3 separate regions of the Mus musculus genome follow, and all the other regions are linked to region 2. A link is a loop called in an ENCODE intact Hi-C map of the cell type or tissue named here. Cell type or tissue: left cerebral cortex. All regions are shown on one strand. Links, peaks and the distances in the headings refer to the core of each region. The heading gives the core; the rest is flanking DNA.

Evidence for each region. A loop is a pair of places that touch in the nucleus more often than their neighbours do. Peaks named below come from ENCODE experiments on the same cell type or tissue, not always from the same donor. Only the 100,000 strongest peaks of a DNase experiment are listed, where the experiment ranks them.
Region 1: a loop joins it to region 2, with 2.3 times the contacts of the local background. A loop is called at or near these places in 5 of 42 quality-filtered maps.
Region 3: a loop joins it to region 2, with 6 times the contacts of the local background. A loop is called at or near these places in 2 of 42 quality-filtered maps.

What each region holds. Positions count from the first base shown.
Region 1 is chr10:20,989,315-20,996,822 of GRCm38, reverse strand. The region is part of intron 15 of Ahi1 (Abelson helper integration site 1); the gene reads right to left. Among named protein-coding and RNA genes, the nearest start is that of Ahi1, 41 kb to the right of the region's middle. In left cerebral cortex, for the core only: a CTCF peak has its summit at 3,985 (motif pointing left); a DNase peak (open chromatin) is centred at 3,968.
Region 2 is chr10:21,292,264-21,299,771 of GRCm38, reverse strand. It overlaps Hbs1l (Hbs1-like (S. cerevisiae)), which reads right to left and starts at 3,793. Exons shown (of 18, transcript NM_019702.2): 1 at 3,596-3,793; 2 at 529-594. The coding sequence starts at 3,638. In left cerebral cortex, for the core only: no CTCF peak of the experiment used is centred there; DNase peaks (open chromatin) are centred at 3,281 and 3,793; H3K4me3 peaks cover 1,952 bases; H3K27ac peaks cover 890 bases.
Region 3 is chr10:20,311,336-20,318,843 of GRCm38, reverse strand. Bclaf1 (BCL2-associated transcription factor 1) reads right to left here and starts at 6,375. Exons shown (of 13, transcript NM_001025392.1): 1 at 6,240-6,375; 2 at 733-836. In left cerebral cortex, for the core only: CTCF peaks have their summits at 2,656, 2,856 (motif pointing left) and 3,845 (motif pointing left); DNase peaks (open chromatin) are centred at 2,775, 5,358 and 5,947; H3K4me3 peaks cover 1,586 bases; H3K27ac peaks cover 708 bases.

The DNA.
Region 1 (7,508 bases), core at 1,277-6,276, 300 kb after region 2:
TTTAATTATTCAAAGATAGCTTTAGAAAATAAGCAAGTGTAAAGCTGTAGAAAACCACCTAAAGAAAAGTGTCCCATGGGCTGGAATCGGGACGGTCTACCTCTACGGGGTGGGTGGGTTTCAGGCCGAGAAGTCAACAGAAAAACATGTTCCATGATTTCTGTAGTCTTCACATTGAAATTGTGCTACCAGCCTTTAGCTGCTTTCTTGCTGCAGGTAAAGCTGCATCTACAAACAGTCTGGCATGCTAATTTCCCAGATTTTCTGAGCTTTGTATTTGCAAACTACAGTTTCCTCTAACCGAGTGAATGAGCAGTCAAGGACAGTCAAGAACACATGTACTGGTGTCAGTAACAAGCTAACAGGCCTTAACTATCTTTTCTCTTACAGTTTTGATTCAACTGGATTTTTAAAATATTACAATACATTAAATATGTATTATGTTTTCTCTTTCAAAGAATTCCTAACTGGTAAAAACAGAAAAAGGCAGTGACAAAGTATGTTTCAAAATATTAAGATATATTTTACAATGTATTGTGAATTATAATTGTGAATTAAAATATTCTAAGTGGAGTAAAAAACAGAACTGCAAACTCTGGTGTTTGTTTCTATGGTGCCCTGTTAACATTTTATACAAACTCTTGGACTCCAAGCAGCCAAATCAGCACCCTCCTATGCTGTTAGCACCTCTAGTTCTATGAGGAGTTGCGCATTTACAGTCTGCAGACATAGTCACAAAGTGTACTAGACTACACTCCAAACAGAAACTGCTGGGAAGTTCTTCAGCTCCCCCACCCCCACCAGGAGATCTGCTTAAGACATATGCCTTTCTCACTGTAAAACAGTTGGTGATAGATGATTTTGGATTATCCTTCAAGCTGTATGCTTGTAACTATCTGCAGGTTACCACGTTACTTTTAGGTTCTGGTTAGAGACCATGCTGTAATTAGACAGCCCTATTTCTGCATTGTATCATTTTTCTTCTTTATACCAATGTACTTTGTATGTTTAAAACTTAGGTCTGATCTAACCTGCTATGTTAAAGCTCACAATTTTAATATTCTTATCCATACCCTTTCATCTCTTTCTGAGACATCCTTACATGCATGCATTATAGCAGGCTTGGAAAATACAGAGACTCCTTTTTGGGGTTCCGACTTCTTGGAGCTGAGCCAGTTACTGCAGGGAGCTAAGCTGCATGGCAGAGGAATGCACAGGGGTCACGAACCTGCAGGTGGCAACTGTATTTGTTTGATTGTTTTGAAGCCTATCCTTACAAGCTGTCTGCAAATCCCCTGCAGGAGGTACTATTCCCTTCCTGCTGTCTTCCTAGCCACATGGCACTCTTCAGCTGACAGTGTGTGGCATGCATTGCTACAGGAAAACCACTAGAACTCCCTGCTACAGCCTGGCTCATGGACTCTATTCATATCTAGCCCTCACATCTTGCTTTATGGTTTCAGTTATCATTACATAAAATATGGAGGTATAATAAATAAAGCATGTATAATTTTTATTTCACAGCTTAAAAAGCAGACGCATATAAAATTGGAAACTATGTGTTGAGGGTTGGGCAGATTGACAGTGTTTGTCAAGAGGCTCAGTCCCTCTGCAGATGCTCCTGCCATGCTGTTGTCTGCTTTGGGCTGTATCATTCCTTTAGAAGGCACACCTGTAAGCATACAAAGGCCCTGCTGTTTACACTCAAGGCCATCATGTACATGAAAATTTTCATATTTCCTTAGTCACTTAATGGTCTGGGCTTTGAAAGTCAAGAATCCATTATGTGAGAAACAGTAAATATTTCAGAATACAGGAAAGCAGTTTTGTCAGGCCTTCATCATCATGGTAGCTTTAATTTATAATTTCTTATAATAGGGTAAAAATCAATATTTAAAACTCCATCCTACAATCAGTACTACCTGTTATGGTGTGTTGGACTGTGAAAGGCAGTCTGTGTTCTGGTTGAGCGAAGCTTACTCCGGAGACCCAGTAGTAATTCTACAAGGGACGGAATAGTGAGCCACATTCCCAGACACAGGCACCTGACAACATGAGTCCTCAACTCCATAATCCTGTGACTATTGTCACACAGGCAATGTCCCAAGCTCCAGGTATTCTGGCTACAGTCAGGTAAGCTCCTCCCCCAGTTACCTAGCCACAGCAAGGTAGTACAGCACACTATAAAGGGGGCTGCTTGGCCCTTCCTCTCTCTTGCTTCTCTTGCTTTCTCTCTAGCCCTCTTGTTCCTTCTCTCCCCCTCCCTTCTCCCCTCTCTCCACGTGGCCATGGCCTGCCTCTACTTCTCTACCTGAAGCCATAGACTGCCTCCTTTCATCTAGACTCGCAGTGCTGGAGCGATGGAATAAGGCCTTCCCCTAAGAGCCTCCTCTAATCTCCCTCAAGAAGGCCTTTTAGCGTTTCCAGCTGCCAGGCTGGACCAAAGACCGTCACATGCGTGGGAACTACCCAGTGCCTTCTACCCCTGCCCCTTCTCCCTTTGGCCTCAGGGCAGAATGAGCTGCCCGCAGTGCCCCCACCCATTCTCAGCTCTTCTGTAGTATCCAGCGATGTCCTGCGATGCCCCGGAGCTAGAACCTGTCGACCCTGGCTTCCTTGAGGCCCAGGGACCCCGGACTGCTCCCTCTCCATCCCCGCAGACTGGGGTTCCGTGGCTTCCCACAGCCAAACGCCCACCCGGGCAGCATGGAGAGTGCACGGCAGTTCCCCCGGTTCCCCGCATCTGTCCGCCTAGAGCCCCGGAGCTCTGGTGGGACGTGGGTCATTTCTCCCATCCCCTTTATTTCCCCACGACTGGCGCCCGACAATGGTGTAATTTTCTGAAAGGATGAAAATTATAATATCTGAATTGGACTTTTAATCACATATGGAAGACATTAAATGATACATACGCTGTGGGTATTAAATTTATATCACCTAGGTATTATCCTGTGAAGACATTAGTCAGGCAGCCTGAAGTCAAATGGTAGTTTTACCCACAACTCTGTGACCTTAGGAGAGTTACTTCATTCTGTGGTGCCTTGGTTTCATCATCCATTAATAGTGACAATAATGAGATTTTTTCTCAAGTATTTGGGAAGTATTCTATAAGAAAGTACTTGATCTTAGCTATGACTGCCACTGTTCTCAATAATCCCAAATTCACTAGTGGTGCCATCTTATATTTTCATAAAATTCAAGAAATAACTCTTGGGCTGGTGAGATGACTCAGCAGGTAAGAGTACTGACTGCTCTTCTGAAGGGCCTGAGTTCAAATTCGAGCAACCACATGGTGGCTCACAACCACTTGTAATGAGATCTAACGCCCTCTTCTGGGGTGTCTGAAGACAGCTATAGTGTACTTATGGATAATAATAAATCTTTTAAAAAAGAAAAAAGAAATAACTCTATTCTGTAAGAAGTTTAATTCTTAATGCAAACACACACTGCCAAAGTCTATGCTAAACACAGTGCCTTATAAACACTATAGGCAATTAGCAACTTGAGAGATGGGGTCTCTAGCCTTGGAAGCTCTGTGTACCCAAGGATGACCTAGAAGTCATGACCCTCCTGTCTCTACCTTCCAAATACTGGGATTCCATGCATGTGCCTCCATGCTTGCCTGTAACAGAATTTTATGAACTTAAATGTGTCTATGTCCCTGAACTATGGGAGAGCATGCCACACTGTGAAAAATAAAGCTACCAGCATGACAAAGCAGATCACCGGTCTATTTCTGACTAGATCGTTTCCAGATCACTGAATTCCAGTTCTAAAGTCCTTGTAGAAGTCATTGTAGAAATGGCTTTTAGTTTGACTAAAGGTTGTCGGGTGTGTAATCACCTCTGTAAACAGGAGAAAGGACCAGCAATGAGCAGGTAAACTGAGTCCAACCCTTGGGTTTACAGCTCAAGTGAGCCTGGTGCATAACAGGTGCTGGGAAAGGTCTGCACTGCCACAGAAAGGGACACTGCCACCTAGTGAGAACTCAGGCTCATTACCTGGGGTTAGCAATTTTAAGAGGTTGCCAAACAGACTTGACTCTACTTAACATACACAGTCATGTATGTCAGCATTCAGGCTAGGTGCTGATAATAAACAAATAAACAAGCCTACATCTTTGCTTCCTACAAGGTATAAAAATTCCACAAAAATTACATATTCCAGAGAAACTGATACTATAGAGAAAAGTTTTACCATTTGAAACCTAATATAGCAGGTCGTTTGCTAATAAATTTAGAAGGCAAATAAGAGTATAAATTTTGGCTGAGCGATAGTGGTGTATGCCTTTGATCTTAGACAGAGGCAGGTGGATCTTTGAGTTCCAGGGTAGACTGACCTATGGAGTGAGTTCCAAGATAGCCAGGGCTACAAAGAGAAGCCCTGCCTCAAATAAACAAAACAAAACAAAACACAAACAAACAAAACATAAACCAGTTCTCAGTGATTCAACTCCTAGATCCTGTAAAACTGTAAAAACACTTATGTCATAAAACCATAGTGAAAAATTTTAAACAGATATATTCATAGTGTTAATACATAGTGCTGTTAGGTACTAATAATTCTTAAATGTGCAAAAACATCCTAGAGACATAAGTAGACAAACACTGTTTAATAACAGAATATTTATTGCTAACGCCTGGCTTCATGGAGTTAATTCAGCAGAAACCGTTTCTCTGAGATGTACTTTGTTGTGGGAACCCTCGATGCACATTATTTGTGGTACGCGGTGACTAAACTTTGTATTACTAGATGATTAACCCTTTCAAAATCAGACAAATAAAACTGCCTTCTGAAAGTAAAAATTACACTTCTTACAAAAAAAAAGCAAAACTTCAGTAGAACGAGGGACTCAAAGACCACAAGCTGAACATGCGCTCAGCAGGAGAGACCCTTGCTGACTCTCACAGATTCTGCTGGGACGGAAAGACGGCTGATACATTTAGCTACCACTGTGGTCTCGCTTGGAGCTGATTTAACTTACAAAAAAAAAAAAAAAAAGAACTTGCTTCTTTTTCCTTGAATATTTCAGAAGCTATTTTAAAAGTAACTTAGCTGTTCTGTTTCTTTTGAACTTTTTATCATTAAAACTCAGTAAAACCACATGTGAACTTCATTCTGAGAAAACACAGTTTGAGCAAAATATCCATGTGTTAAAAAAATATAGGGCAAAACTGTAATAGGTTAATTAAACATTAAAAATTTTAGTAAAAAACTAATGATTATTTGAACTACTGATTGTAGCCTATATTCAATGAGTAAAACACTCAGAGACTAAAATAACTCTCATTTGTTTTGTACCTATACCACTAAAAAGAGTTGTGCCAGATTTTAGATGTCTTGAAGTTATCTTACTTCTTCCTAAGCTTCCCCTTTTTAAAAATAGGCGACAAAGAGCCTGGGAAATATGGTGAAACATTTTGAGCTTTAAACATTTTTTTTTGGCAAGGTATATGCATTTATCAAAAATTGTTTTAAATGTGTTACATAAAATAAGTAATTCCATATTCTGTTATTCTCATATCATCATTTCTGAGATGCTCACCCAAATCCATGCTCCTGCATCTAAGACAATGTGGCTCTAACGTGCGTTAGCTGTGTGTATTAAATGCAATACAGTTGGCCAGGTATGGCATCCGGGTTAGTGGATAAATGGAAAAGGCTGAGTAACGGTGTAAAGGGAGAAACATCATCTTCTCAACTCCACAGACAAGTGCTTGTGAGCACGGTAAAGTGTGGATTCCTGTACCCTGACTGGCTACTGGTAGATGAGCTTTATAAACACAAGTGTTAATTCTGGGTCTTCTAGTAGAGCGCCTTTCACTTCACAAGGCTCCCTCACAGCCACCGGCTCATTCCTTGGAGCTCTTGATGAAAGGATGGAGGGTCAGAAGGGCAGGGGGCATTAGCCAAGGTCCCTAAAGTGACCACAACAGGAACCTGAGCTCCATGCCACTGTCCAGCTAAAGCCACTTGCTCTTCTGAGTCAGAAAGCCCTTCTAGCAACAGGAAGCTACTGAAGGACAAGACAGAGCGGAACTTAGCTAATCTTTGCAGTGAAAATTTCAAAAGTCTAAAAGAAAGCAAATTATAAACTGAATGAAGATGGTTGTGAAATCTCCTAAGAGTCTGAGGCAATAACTGTGCTTTCTTTTCCTGGAGAATAGTTCCAATTGTACAGTAATGGCCATGATTCTCCTTGTCTATGGGAAAAGTAGGATGGGGCAAACAGTTGTTTCAGGGTACTCATTACAATGAGACAAGACTGGGCGCTGACTGAAGAACTCAGTAACAGATGCAGTAGCAGCCCTGCCAACAGCTGCTAATGAATGGAAATGGCAGGCATTGCCTGGAAACTCTATCACTAGCAACAGCATCTTATAAACTTGGGTATAAGTTGCAGAAACCATTTCTTCTCTATAAGGATCAGTAAGATAAACCTTCTTTTTCTGCATTCTTTAAGACAATTCACTGGAAAAATGCATAATGCACTCTGTACCATGAACAAAACCTTCAGGTTTATGATAGCTCAATTGTCTAATCACATCTATCAGAGCATTAGATAAGCCAACATGTAGTGATTTAATAAATTTAGCTTTGTTATTCCATTGAAGCATTTGTTCATAGCTATATTACTATAACATATACAAATGTATGCCGACATGTGTATAAATAGCATGCATGTATGCTATGCTAGCTTACAAAAATACTGAATCATGTTATGTCATAATCAACTAAAGCAAAGAAACTAATAAAGATCTTATATTTTTATACAACTATATATGAAGGTTATAAAATATTGATTTTTGAGAAAGATTAACAACTAGAAAAGAAAAATACTAATTTCAGAATAGAAAATAAGTATTTAAGAAACAAGATAAACCCCAATTATTCTCAGAATGCATCTTAATTCCTAAAAAAGTAGATCCAAAGTTTTATCATCCTTACGGTAGGCATACGGAATCTTTACAGTTGAGAACATCAGACTCCATTTTCATCACAGTTAAAAATCTATCTATCTCTTATATTAAATTTTCCTAACTAAAATTTACCAAAGCTATTTGCTTAAAAAAAATAAAATCACAGAATATGAAATTAGGTTAAACCAGCTTGCTGTCTTGTAATCCTAAAACTCAGGAGCCAGAAACAAGAGGGCTGCCTTAAGTTCAAGGCTCCCTAAACTTACAAAATACATTCAAAGCTAGCCTGAGCTACAGAGATCCTGTCTCAAAACAAAACAAAAAAGTCAAAACACATAAATAAAAACCTCCAAACCAAACAAATCTCCTAACATACAAATAAGACCCAAATAACAAAACAACTCACTATGCAACTAAAACATTTTTAAAGTTCATATTTTGTGAACCACTTAAATTAAGTTGATACAGTCCTAATTCTATATGGATTTCATTTATTTATTTTGATTCCAACACAGTACAGTCATGTGTTTTCTTTTTCTTTTTTTTTTTTTAAGATTTATTTATTTATTATATGTAAGTACACTGTAG
Region 2 (7,508 bases), core at 858-5,857:
TCAGTGAGAAATCCTGACATAAAGAACTAAGGGGAGAATGGGACAAGGCACCTGAGGTCTCTCTGCACTCTATGCACGTGCAGAAGCAGCATGCACCTAAACAAAGACAAACAAGACACACTTGCGCGCGCGCGCGCGCGCGCACACACACACACACACACACACACACACACAGAGAGAGAGAGAGAGAGAGAGAGAGAGAGAGAGAGAGAAAACAAAAATTATTCATGGGTAAAGAAAGAAACTCTTGTAGGTGAACTCGGTGGGGGCATATTTACTTACAAATCCATCCAAATATGACCAAAGCTGGAGGACCACCAGGAGTTCAAGGCCACCCTGGCCTATTTTTGGTTTTCAAATAATCTATTTTAAGTGTTAACATGTGTGTATAAAGACATACACACACATAAGCATCTTTTTCAACATTACATATTATAGTCTCATGAACATTCTGGTCCAGGATGACAATCATGCTTACTTGAATGTTTAGACAGCTAAGTCACAGAAATCCCTTGCTGAACAACGTACCTGTTGATGGTGAGATACAGTAGTCATCCTCCACAGACTGCCCATACAGATCATCATCTTCAAAATCTACAAGACAAACACAGGACTTTACAAGACAATCAGCCTTTTATATCCGTGAGGAAACACCTGGACTAGCTACAAAGCAAGTTAACATATCAATTTTCAAGGGGGTTGAAATGTCTACTTTTCTACAAATTCTAAGAACTTTTCCCACAAAAAAGTTATTCATTAACAATCTATGTTATTGACAATCTATACTTTAAAAACATACATATGTCTTTTGCTTTTAAGTTAATTGGGCTCTATTTAATTTTCTCACATTCCTCCTTCCATCTAACCACACATCTTTACAGAAGTGGTAAGCACAGGGTATACAAGCAACCATACAGACATTGTTTGTGGGGATCGAGGATGGCTAACTTTGGTGACTGCTAACTGGCCTCAAAGAATATGTTTTGTTGAGCTTTTCCTAAGGTTGTTCTTTCTCTAGGTAAGCAAGCTCCCAGAAGTCTTCCCCACCACCTTTACCTTCCAACAGCTGCCTCTCATTTCTTTTCTTCCAAGTACAAGATGTGTTTCAAAGCACGAGAAATCACAGCTCCTTCCTGGCAAACGTTTTTAAGTCCCTGGCATACACGGACCACTAACTTAATGTGTTTATAGGTTAACAAATCAAAGGACTTTAAAACTGCAAGGAACATATATAAATTTATAGCAGAGGCTACTATGGAGACACTTCAGTACTTAAGAGAAGAGCACACACTCCCAGTTCTCTTAATGCCAAAAATCTCACAAACCAGAAAAGGGTGATCACAGACTCCACGAAGATTAGGCATCATGAAATACGGAGCATATGGGAACACACATGAGCAAAATGAGAACTTCCCCAGGAAGAGAACATCCAAACCAACTCTAACGGACAGAGGTAGCCAGTTTTCTAGGGCATGCAGGCAGCAGGAACAACATGCTTAAAGGCCAAGACCAAGGGCTGTGGCAAAGAAAATTTGTGTGACTGCTTTAACTGGATAAAAACATGTAAGATTAAATTAAATCAGAATGTAATCCCAAATTTAAATTTCACTCATAACCCCAAAACATACATCTTTAGATATTATAAATCACTTTTGCTAGTTCGGTGAACCTCAAGCATGACAATATACAAATATGAAGAGAACTCTTCCCGTGGTCTTCCTAAAGTGCTTCACTTCTTCAACAAAACATTGGAGGGATTTACTACACGTAAGGTATCCCACCACGCCTGAAGCAGACATACAATTAAAGGCTGTTAAACTATGGGAGAGAGTCTGCAAACATAGCTCGGCTGCTCTCCCTTTATGCACAGTCCTAGGTTCCAACAGCACTGTATAAACCAGGCCTGCCAGCCCATCATCTGGTACTTGGGAGACAGAATCAGAGGCAGAAAGATTATGTTCATCACCCTTGGCTATACCGCGATGACAAGTCCAACAGGGGCTACATGAAACTGTCTCAAAACAAAAACCTATAGATAGAGGCAGTCCTGAAAAGTACTTGGAATTAAACGGTAAAGTAACGCAGGTGTTACACAGAGGAGCCAACAGGTTTTTTGTCCACAGACTAACTCTAATGAAATTAGAATACTTTTGTGAAGTTTTAATTACTGAAAGCCCAAAAGGAAGCCTAACTGGGAAGAAGAAAATGGAAAATGAACTTTTATGAACAGGAAGGGAGGAACATCCCAAGACAGGCTACGCTTGCTTATGATGTCACTGATTGTTACAAAGGAATCAAACCTGACCTCAGGTAGCCAAGGTAAGAAGGTATTCGGCACTCAGAGGCTACACAGAAATCCCAGCCCTTCCCTTCTAATTTAGACCCTCTCTTTTGCATCGTTTCTATATTACTGTCATCACACTGTGGAATCTCTCATGCTTTAACCAGCTGTTACTGTAAACAGTCCTCATGTGTTAAGCAGTACCCTTAAATAGTCAATTATCACTGGCTGAGGAAATATATTGGTAATAAATGTCCCTTATTTCACAGCTACACAATCTCTTCCAGACTAAAGTCATTTCTTAGTGGTAGTGGTCCACCAGGCCTTTTATACAGACACTATGTATTCTTACAGTGAATGCCTGCCAAGTAAGATATTCCAGGCAGACTGGGTCAAAGTCTCCAGATGCAGCCCAGGTTGTTGGTTGGTCAAACCTGTTGAGGACACTGAAGCTCACAATCCCCCCAAAGGGGGTGTTAATAACAACCGCCTGCGTAAACATTGCATCTTCTCCATTTTAAAAAGCAGCAGGTCTTTAGGATTCTTGCATCACTTTACATTTGTGTTTATTTTTAGCTTCTGTGATGCTAAATGATGCTTATTATCATCCACTCAATGCCAACAAACTGCGAGTCCCTTTTTCATGACCTCCCCGCTGGTGTTATTTTTCCATTTCCTTTTTAAAATCAATCTACATTAAGCACTGTTTGCCAATAACTGAATTTATACACCTGAACATCAGCAAATCGACCCAATTTCTTGAGCCCTTTTAAACAAGAATCTTTTCTGTTTCTCACGTCCCCAGTTTTGAAATCCGTTGGAAAAAAATGGAGCAGTCAAAAACGCAGGGACACGGGGACAACGAAATAAATCTGACGTTTGTAGTAGGCCGGCCGCAGGTAAGCGCTAAGCCAGCCTCTTTTCTAACTACGGCCTCGTGGGCTTGTCTGAAGGAGGGCTTATGAGACAGACGTCAGGAACTCATTGCGGGATCCCCGCAGGAAACAGGGAAAGAAGAGGTGACGCTTGGATACGAACAGCATCGGATCCCGACCTCGCCACACCTATGGGCCCTGGAGATGCTACACCCCTGCCCGGTCGGTGAACTAGCTCAGCTAGGAGGCAGACAACACGCCGGCTTCCTCCCCGGGTGTTCCTCTCAGGTCCTGCTCGCTCTCCGCCCGCTCCCTCTCCGCCGAAGATCCCATTGCGAGCGTGGCTCCGGGGTCCATGCTCGATTCCAGGGAGATGTAAAGCGGCCATGGAGACAGCTGGAAGAGCTAAGGTCACGGCCGGCGCGGCCTTACCACCCACCTTCATCGTAGTTATATCCCCGGACGTTCCGATGCCGGGCCATCGCGCACAGACGGCGCCTGCCGCCGTCCCTTCCAGAAAAACTCGGCTCAGAAACCGACGAGGCGCAGACCGCGGGCGGAACACCTCTGCCGCGCCATCTTGTCTTCCGCCAGGCCTCTGCGCCGAGCGTCCGCGCATGCGCGACGTCATACCTGCGCACTTGGCGACGGCAAGCTCTCGGGGTCACTGCGGGCCTCCCGGGAACGCGTGCGCGCTCGCGAACTGGCGGGGGGGGGGGGGGGGCGAGGTCCCGCCCACAAGCGAATTGACTGACGTGGACTTCAAGGCCAGAAATGAAGCAACCAGAGGGTTGTTGAGCGGGATCCTTCACCTACACCGGTTTTCAGGATTATTTCCCAACTTTGGTTTTTGATCATCTGAAAAGCTGCCTATTTCGCTCAGTAAAAACAAGGACTTTGTTTCAGCTTTTAAGCCTTAGTAAACACTATAGGCAATCAATAAACGTGTAAATTTGGCATAATAATTAGTCCAAGCTGTAGAGGGAACTTTTTGAATGAGTAATTTTAGCTTTGAAATGTAGCCACACTGGGTCAATATGCTTCGCATGTAACTCATGGCTTCAGGTATGGGCTCCATATTAAATTCATTAACAGCTCTGGTAAACAACTGTCTGACCTTAGCTTTGTAAAATATTTCATTAGCACGAATTAATTAAGAAGGAAGCCTTAGACATTGATTGAATACATAAATATGTGAACTTGCTAAGGGTGTTTAGTACAGCTTTTCAGACACAGAACTAGCCTTGGGTGCTTATGATGTAATAATAACACATAAATCTATAACCTGTTATTAAACATCCTTGTTTCATACAACATAAGGCTAATAATGCTGTGTAAAAAACATCAACCTTATTATCACACTGAACAAACCATTTTATTGTAGCTTGTGCTTTCAATGCCAAGACCTGGAATCAAAGGCGAATGTCTAACACCACCTTACTCAGCTTTTCTAATCCACAACAATGAGGATAACACAAATTAAATCCATATTTGTAAAGGGCTCAGATTTGAGTTCTGACTGACTACCCAATGGTGTTCTTAACTCACAATGTTTCATATGGCTCCAAGGCAAAACTTTATAGACAAAAAAAAAAAAAAGTAGATGCTAATTTTATGATTTTTAAGTGTTTTATTTTATACCTTTAAATAATTTCCACATTGCAGCCTATTTCTTTGTAAGTGAAGATATTATCTTATACATTATCAAATTCATAAATAATATTTGCCCATGTAAGAGGACTTAGCACAGGACATTAAGTGCTAAAGAGTACTAAATGTGCTGGACCTGGTGGCTCAATTCCTTTAATCTTGGTACTCTGTAGACAGGGACAGGAGGACCAGGAATTCAAGGTCATCCTTGGCTACACAGGGAGTTCCAGGCCAACCAGCACTGTTGAGACCCTGTCTCAACGTCACGTACATAAAACTTAAAAACCAGGGTCAGCTTCTATCCCACTGTAAACGTGAATGCTGTTAATTACAAGTCACTGATGCGGCTATTGAAGTAAATGAGTTATAAACCGACCACATAACTAGTAGGGTGAATAAGAAAACAATCCTGCCTCAGACATGACACATAACTTGGGTGTGTGGACCAGTCTGTTCTGTATTGATTCCTGAAAATGGTATATTATTTACACTTGTTAGTTTCCCTGGCAAGGTGACATAACTCAGAGTCACCTGGAAATTGCCTCATCAGAATTGTCCTGTGAGGCAATGTCTTGATTGATTGATGCAAAGAGTTTCCAGTCTGCTCTACAGGGCAACCTCCTTAGTAGTGGGGCCTGGGCTGTAAGAGAAAGCAAGCCAAGCATGAGCAGAAGAGCGGGCCTGTAAGCAGTTGCACCTGTAGTTCCTGCTTCAGTCTCTGCTTCAGTTTCTACCTTGATGTCCCTCAGTGATGGATTGTAACTTGAAAGTGTGGGGCTGGTGAGACGACTGATGAGTTAAGAGCACTGACTGTTCTTCCGGAGGTCCTGAGTTCAATTCCCAGCAACCACATGGTGGCTCACTACCATCTCTAATGGGATCTTATGCCCTCTTCTGGTGTGTCTGAAGACAGTGACAGTGTACCCATATACATTAAATAAATAAATCTTAAAACAAAACAAAACAAAAACAAAAACCAACAAACAAACAACCTTGGAAGTGTAAGCCAAATAAACCCTTTCCTCCCATAGTTGTTTTTTTGGTTTTGGTTTTTGTTTTTGTGGGTTTTTTTTGGTCAGAGTCTTTTAACACACTGTACTGGCTGGTTTTGTATCTACTTGACACAATCTAGAGAGAAAGGAGTCTCAGTTGAAGAAATATGTCCATGAGATCCAGCTGTAAGGCAGTGTTAAGTATTAAGCAGGTGAGAGTCTAGCCCACTGTGGGTGGTGCCATCCCTGGGCTGGTGGTCCTGGGTTCTATAAGAAAGCAAGCTGAGCAAGCCAGGGGAAGCAATCCAGTAAGCAGCATCCCTCCATGGCCTCTGCATCAGCTCCTGCCTCTAGGTTCATACCCTGTATGAGTTCCAGTCCTAGCTCTCTTTTGGTGATGATCAGCAATGTGGAAGTGTAAGCTGAATAAACCCTTTTCCCCCAACTTGCTTCTTGGTCCCGGTGTTTTGCTGCAGCAATAAAACCCTAAGACACACAGCAAAAGATAAAACTTGAAAGCTTCCTGTTGATAGTGGTACTGAGTAACTTTGAAAACCATAAACAGGACATATTTTAGGTCTATAATCTGGAATGTTTGCCCATATGTAAATGCCAGTGAAACCTCCAACCCCAATCAAGACAACATATGTAGACTCTCAAGCATTTCTATACAGAATATAAAAATATGAAAATGTCATGGGATCCTTCTGCTCCCACGGCTCCCTAACAAGGCCTTTGGCAACAGCAGATCAGCTTCTGTCACTAAAACTCCATTCGTATTTTTAAGACCTTCATGTAGAAGAAACCTGACAGTACGTGTTCTTTTTTATATCTTCATTTACTCAACTGTTTTGACATTCAGCCACAGAGGTCGGTCCTTGAATCAACAGCTTATTCCTTTTTCTTTCAGAAAGAATTCCACTGTGTAGAAGTGTAGGAGGAAGTGCCGGCATGACCGGACAGCCAGCCTCCTTGGAGTACTGCACTTCTGAGAAGCACGGCACACCACACACCTAAAGTCAGAACACTGGATTCTCAGGAAGCGTGAATAGCTGGTGTCTGTCCTGTGAAGAGTCTGCACTCTCCGTTTCACCTCTGTGTGCATCTTCTGCAGAGAGACCCTGGTGGTATGAGTGTTTACTATCCAGTCAAGGGTAATGTGCCAACCAATCACAGGACACAGCCCCAGCCCCACCCCCACGCCCTATTTAAGTGGTTGCTTGAGTGCACCAAAGCAGACGCTATTCCTTTAAACTGTCTCCACAGTGGTTTATCTCTGTGCCCTTTAGCAACCCATGGCCATTGCTCTCTTGTGAGGGATGCCCCAGTAATGAAAGCATAGAGAAATCACAATTTGTGTGTCTTCCATTAGTCTATTGAAACCCACTTTAGTTGTTTCCAGTGTTGACTACGACAAATAAGACGCTATGAGTATTCATAACAAATATTTGCATGAAAATAACATCTATCTTCCCTGAGTAAATACTCGACCACAGAATGGTTAAACGAGGTGATTATCATTTACCTTCTGGGAAAAGAGTGGCAGTGGGAAGGATAGAGTCCAATGGTTGAACACTTGCCTCACATACAAAAAGCACAGCTACGCGCCTAGCACTGTAAACGGAAGAGAACAGAAAGTACCCAACAGTTTCCAAAAGTGGCTGGACGATTTTACACAACCCTGAGTGACGGAGCTGCATCGGCCTTCCA
Region 3 (7,508 bases), core at 1,277-6,276, 980 kb after region 2:
AGACTCAATTTATTAACTTTGTAAAGGCCTGTGTTTCTCACATATTTAAATTTTAATATCATTAAATAATTCTGAAGGTACTTATTTGTTTAGAGTTTGAGGTTACAAGATAAAAAGGTAAGCCAAGAGTGATGGCACAGGCCTTTACCCCATACTGGGAACACAGAAGCAGCTGGATCCCAGAGTTCAAGGCTACCCTGGTCTACACAGTGAGTTCTAGGACAGCCAGGGTTATAGTCCCAACAAAACCAAAATAAGCTAAGCAATTAAATGACTTGGGCACAATGAGAAAGGTGTGTCATCCCAGTACCAGGTACTCAGTAGGGCTCCACAGCAAAACCTTGTCTCAAAGGATGGCAGTGGTAGTTGTTTTGGTTCTAAATGGCATTTTGTGTCCTAAGCCTTCTTACAAAGTATTTCTAGAAGTGGGGAAAAGGTAATATACAATGAAAGGGAAAAAAAATATTTTTTCTTAAAACTAACTCAAAATCTGAGTTTACAGAAGGTAACACACTCCCCACCAAAAAAAAAAGAAGAAGAAGAGAGAGAAATGCCCCCAGGGTACCTGGGGTTGAACCCAGGGCCTTGTGCTCATTAGGCAAGAACCCTACTTCTTGAGCCACCTCCATGGCCAGTTTCTAACCCTCTTAATCACTTCATCTGATTCAGGTTGACCGTCAAGTTTCTCAACTTAGTCACAAGTAAAACCTAGAGAACATAAATGTCTTTTACCTTGGGCTTTCTGCAGGATCCAGAAGTCAGTGATGTCTTTGAGACACTACCAAGATTCTTCTTGTAGAAAATGTTATGGGAAACTAAACTCTAAATTCAAATACCTAAGCAAAAATTAAATAAAAAAAAGAGAAGTTTGAGTTTATGGTAAACCAGATATGCATTGGTTATAATACACATATTAGGCATACTCCAGTACTGAAATTATCGGCATGTACCTTGCCTGACTTGGGTAGCAATAAGCGTTTGATCATAATTTAACTAAGGAGACCATGGTGGCAAACAATCCTAGCACTTGCCAAGCTGAACAGGAGAATGGTGATTGAGTTTAGCCTGAGCTATGATATAGCAACAGCCTATGTGACAAAAGAGGACAGAGATATGGCTCATCGTGCACTAGCTGCTATTCTCTGCTATGACCGTTCAATTCTCAGAACCCAAATGGTCATTCACGCCCCTCCCCCACCCGCCGCTATCTCCAGTTCCAAGGGATCTGACACCCTCTTCAGACCTCCAAAAGCAACAAGCAGGAACCTGGTACAGACCTACATGCAGACAAACATAAAATAAAATAATTAAACCAACAATAATACCTATAATCCACAAATTAGGGCAAAAAGGCAGAGATTCAGTCTAAGTTCATCCTCAGTTATACAGTGAGTTTGGAGCTCCTAGGCTACAAGAGATCCCACAAACACAACTGTCAAAAAAAGGAAAAAAAAACTGTCTACTTACAACACAGCAGAGTATCATGTAACTGATACCTGAATTTTAACTACAGTCACCTGACCTTTACAGAACAAATGTCATTACAGCCTGCAGCTATATGTAATAATGCTGTAAATAATAATGTATGTAATAATGCTGTATTTTCTAACACCTACAACAGCTTAATACTCTGTTCATTTCCTTAAAACTTCCTTTTATCTAAAACCAACTTTTAAGAATTCCTTCAACTGCAAGCACAGTAACAAAGTCTTACACAAGAATCTGATTAACCATCTAAGAAACAGGCCAAGGCCAGGAGGTGGTGGCGCACGCCTTCAATCCCAGCACTTGGGAGGCAGAGGCAGGTGGATTTCTGAATTCGAGGCCAGCCTGATCTACAGAGTGAGTTCCAGGACAACCACGGCTACACAGAGAAACCCTGCCTCAAAAAGCCAAATGAATGAATGAATGAATCCATAAATATCTTAGAACCTTTTTTGGAATAATGTGTAAAAGTGGCCAGAAAACAAGTGACTTCAAGCGTGGTGACAAATACTTCCAAAGCCTGGGCTACCTCAAAAAGTTAAAAAGAAAAAAAAATTGTTGTAAAGGCATTGTATGTATCCCATCTATAAATCCAGTCTCTTGTCCTAGGACTCAAAAGGCAGAGACAAGAGTATCCCAACAAGTTCAAGAACAGTTCAGTCCATAGCGAAGGCTCTCAGTTAAGTTCAGTCTATAGAGAAGGCTCTCAGTTAAGGCTAATCAAGTTAGAGCTTCCTCAAAAACAAAATTTTAAAAACAAAAACAAAACAACAAACAAAAACAAAAAACTAACACAAAGCTGCTTACAATTTCAAACATAAGTCTTCATTTAGCAATATTAGCACCCAAACTTAAAGCAAATTACTGCCATCACATCTTTTAAAATAGAAAAATACACCGTAGCTAATACTCACTCATTAAATGACAGCTCAACATTTGGTATCTTGATCTCTTTCAATCTTTGTATAAAATAAGGTATTTGCAAGTTTATGGTTAAATAATAAATAGAAAAGGCTAACCCGGCACATGGTGTGTGCTCTGCCATTAGTTATAATTTCTGGTTAGCCTTTTTATAGGGTTTCTACAGGCTACCCATAATTTATTTCAAAAACTTGTCTATTTAAGCTTTTTCCTATGTTTTCAATATAGTATTAACAAGTATTCTATAAAAGTCATTCCAGGGATGTTTAATAAAATGTTTGCAAGTTTGATTTAAAATGTATCACAGTGGCTCAGTGGGTAAGAGCACCCGACTGCTCTTCCGAAGAAATCCCAGCAACCACATGGTGGCTCACAACCATCCCTAACGAGATCTGACTCCCTCTTCTGGAGTGTCTGAAGACAGCTACAGTGTACTTACATATAATAAATAAATAAATCTAAAAAAAAATAAAAAAATAAAAAAATAAAATAAAATAAAATGTATCACAGAATAAACAAACAAAATACAAAATTCTGAAAATAAGCAGAATATGGAAATCCACTTAATTATCTTAGCTGTTGATTTATTTGGTTTTTTGAAACAGGGTTTCTCTATACACCCCTGGCTGTCCTGGAATTCACTCTATGGACAGGCTGGCTTCAAACTCAAAGACCCTCCAGCCTGCCTCTGAGTGCTGGGATTATAGGCTTGAGCGAATATACCCGGCTGTTTTACTTTTGTACCAAAAGCCTTCCATAATAAAAAGCAAAATAGATTAGTCACACACTTTTAGTTTGGTCCAGCTACTTATCACCCTGGTCTTTTTTTTTTTTGTTTGTTTGGTTTTTTTTTTTAAAGACTGAACTAAGAACCACGGCACATTCTAAACCAAGCTGTGCCACTCCTGGCTTATGTAGTCTTAAGTTTTACACCTTTTGGGGGTTCCATCTACAAAAATAGAGAAATAATGAATTAAGTAAATTGGTGTTAGAAAGCCCTAAACTGGGCTGGAGAGCTGGTTCGACAGTTAAGAGCACTGACTGAGGCCGGGCGTGGTGGCGCACACCTTTAATCCCAGCACTCGGGAGGCAGAGGCAGGCGGACTTCTGAGTTCGAGGCCAGCCTAGTCTACAAAGTGAGTTCCAGGACAGCCAGAACTATACAGAGAAACCCTGTCTCGAAAAACCAAAAAAAAAAAAAGCACTGACTGCTCTTCCAGAGGTCCCGAGTTCAATTTCCAACATCTGTAATGAGATCTCATGCCCTCTTTTGGTGTGTCTGAAGACAGCTACAGTGTACTAATATACATAAAATGAGCCTTAAAAAAAAAAAAAAAAGTCGGGCTAGAGATGGCTCAGCAGTTAGGAGCACTGACTGCTCTTCCAAAGATCCTGAGTTCAATTCCCAGCAACCACATGGTGGCTCACAGCCATCCTTAATGAGACCTGGCGCCCTCTTCTGGTGCATCTGAATAATAAATAAATAAATCTATAAAAAAAAGTCCTAAGACATTAAGTAAGATCAATATTATTACTTATAAAGTTCACAGACTTATTTTCAATGTTGAATCAAAAATATTAAATGCCTATAACTCAAATACTCAGTGTTTTTAAGATTGTTTAAGAAGCTAGAACCAGCAACACACAAACCCATATCCTCCAACCACAACCACTTACAATTACTACTCAGAGATACAATGATCTTCTAGATTCTCTTATTAACCAGTACAATTGCTACCCAGAGATATACTGGTCTTCTAGATTCTCTCATTAACCAATCATAAAAATTACACAGCAGATTTCAGATAGTGGATAGTATTCCATCAATGATTTCAAATACAGTTCCTGGGAATTACCAATCAAAAGATCTATATAAACAACTGGAAAAAGCTTTCTCCACTTATTTTACATCACAGATAATCTAATGCAGCTTAGTTTGCTTGCTCCCCACAATAAGTTTTTCAATAAATTCAACTAGATACTAGCCTAAAAAGCAGTGCTTTTTCCAGATCGGCTTTCAAGTCCTAAAATTAACTTCTGCTTTCTAAGACAAAAGTCAACTCTAGGACAGGGGATATGCTTAGCTGACAGAGCTTTTCAGCACACACAAAGCCCCGGGTTTGATTCTCAGCACCACATACACTGGGTATGTATGGTGGCTGGAGCCTGTTATTCCAACACTGGAAATCTCAGCTGTTTACTAAAAACGACTTTAGAGACATCCTTCCCAGCACACTACCCTGAATTTGGTTAGAATCACACAAAAAATGCAAACTGGTAAGTCTTTAAAGGTCCTTTATTGCGTAACAGTACCAACTATCCCAGTTAGGGCTAATCTAGAATACAAGCTCATAGTGAGGACAAGACATTTTGTTCTACGATTCCCTTTTAATACAAAAATATATATGCTGTACCAACAGGATGTGAGTCTGAAGTGACTAACAGGTTTTTTTTCCCTTTCAATTTTTCTCCTTTTCAATTCTAATAGAAAACTTTAAATTTAAAGGTAGAAAGTACAGGTCCTCACTTTAACTAGATAAACTTAAAATATGTTGGGTATGAATTTGCACATCTATAACCCAAACACATATATACATGGAGAACCCGTAGTTCGAAGCCACTTGGACCCAAGAAGATCGTCTAGGGTACAGAAATCCAATATTCTGGTCACTCCCCAGACCAAGAAAACAAATCTTAAAACTCAGCTGGGGTGACGAAGAAGTGACGAAAAAAAAATACTATTATCCCACCACTCCCGAAGCTAAGGCAGGAGATTAACTGGGAGTTCAAGGCCAGCACTGAGTGACAGAACTATAACCTTCTTCCTTCACCCATTTATCCCCCCAATCACCGCTGCCAATATCCTCAATTTCTAAAGTGTGCTAACTCTTACCAAAAAAGGTAGCCGGGGCGGTGGTGGCGCACGCCTTTAATCCCAACACTTGGGAGGCAGAGGCAGGCGGATTTCTGTTCGAGGCCAGCCTGGTCTACAGAGTGAGTTCCAGGACAGCCAGGGCTACACAGAGAAACCCTGTCTGGAAAAACAAGAAAAAAAAAAAAAAAAAAAGGTATGTCAGCGCTTGGATTACTGAGAAAGGGCCCCTCTCTTAGTCGCATCCCGCTAGAAACTGGAACTACGCACCTACTGATCGGCTACAACAGTGAGTTGGTAGGGAGCCAAAACGAAAAACTTTGGCGCCAACACCCAGGTGTCTGCTACAAACAGATCGAAAGCCTTCATCTGATTAAGCCTGGCCTAAACCGACATATGTACCCCATAGAGGCGAGGGAGGCGGCTTAACCGCCACGCACGACGTGGCTGATTCCGTTGCTTAACTTTGTCGCAGCTCGCCGTTATCTCCTCCGAGTCCCAAAGGCTAGGACCAGGAAGGAAGACGCCTCCCCCAAGGCCAACAACAAGCAAGGCTCGGAAACTAACACACGCGGCGGCGTTGCCATGGGCAGGGAAGAAAGGGGAAAAAAGCACGCGTGCGCAGAGCCCTGGGCCGGGCGCGCGCAGGAGTCCCAGCCGAGGCCGTGGGGGAAGGGTCGGCGAGCGGTTTGCGCACGCGCACGCCGAGGCCTCCCGGGCTCCGGCCCCGAGCCAGGTTCGCAGCCCGGCCCGCTGGTGGCGCAGCTCCCCCATCCCCCCACCCCGGCGGCCCGCGGCGCCTTCCAGACCCGAGGGAGCGAGGAGGAAAACGCACGAGTAACGGCTCGGGGTCCCCGTTCCCGCCGCCGACCCGTCACCACGCGTCAGAGTTGTCGATACCCAACCGCCCTGTCGCCTCGGCTTTCTCCTTTGAGTGACTCGAATGCGGCGCGAGGCCTACCTGACACGCCGAAGCACGATGTGCGTGCAGGGTTTACCTCCGTGCTAACTACACAGCGGCCATTTCCCGACTCCAGAAGGAGAGGAAGACCATAGAGGCGGCCTCGTCGCGCTAGCTCGGCTCCGTCACTTCCGACTTGGGGCGTGGCCTTCCAGGCCGCTAAATCGCTAGGCAGGCCCCTCCCACCGTCCCGCCCAGGCGCGACTGGCGAACCGCGGTTGAGTGTAGCCCAAGGCTTTCTGGGAAGTCTCGTTGCCCGGTCTCGCGAGGTGTAGCCGACAGGGGGTGGGACAAGGGTGGGGCGGGCCCTGAAGGGCTGGCTGGCTTCTCCGCAGGCGGCTCGGCTTTGTTCGAAGAACAGTCGAGACTGATGTCCCCTGACTTCCGAGCCGCTGTTAGCGAGCCTGGCTCCTTCTGAGGCGGCGACCCAGAGCACGCCAGAAGCTCTCTCACTGAGGAAAAGGCCGGAAAACCGACGACGCAGGGCTGCGTCTGCCCGGAAGCGCCGTCCCTCGGACGCCTAACATGACAGTTACAAGGCAGTCTCTGCCGAGTGGCTTCGGGTGAACTCGCCCCCCGCCCCCTCCCGGGCCGATCGTGAGACTTGGATCGGCTGGGCGACTGCGTCACGGAATGGCTCTTAACTTCCCGGGCGCCGGAGCCTGGCCCCTGAGGCTTTCTCAGAGTTTTGTACGGATCCGGAAACCTCACGCCCTAACTGGATCTGCCAGAATCAGATTATAAACGAAGAAGCCAGGATTGAATTGAAGCAAGTTGCAGACATATTTACCTGCTGTTCTTACCAAAGCAGGACCACTCAAGGGACTAAAGCCGTTATTACGGTGTGATATTTTAGGACAACGTTAAATTCCTTGAAGGATTTCAAAGCTGTAATTGGCAGCCTGTCAGTTAAGTTCAGCATTAGAGTTTGATTCTGATCTTTAACCTTGTTCAGGGCAGCCTGTCCTCACAATCCACTCCACAGTGGAGGAAGTACCTGACTGACCAATGAATCCTGATTTTGATTGTATTTTAATTGGGCAATTGCTCCGCACCCAGCTCCCACTACCATGGTGGAAGCTATGATCTGCGCTATATGCGGGACCCTGATAGGTCTAAAGCATAAAGTAGGAGCTCAGAAAATACTTGTCAAGTAGGTGAGCTGTATTTACATGAAGCACAAAGACAGCACAACTGTGCTATTTTATATTAATGAGACAGCAGGGGCCAATAGCTCTTAATCTATTCAAAATACCAAAATCTAATCAC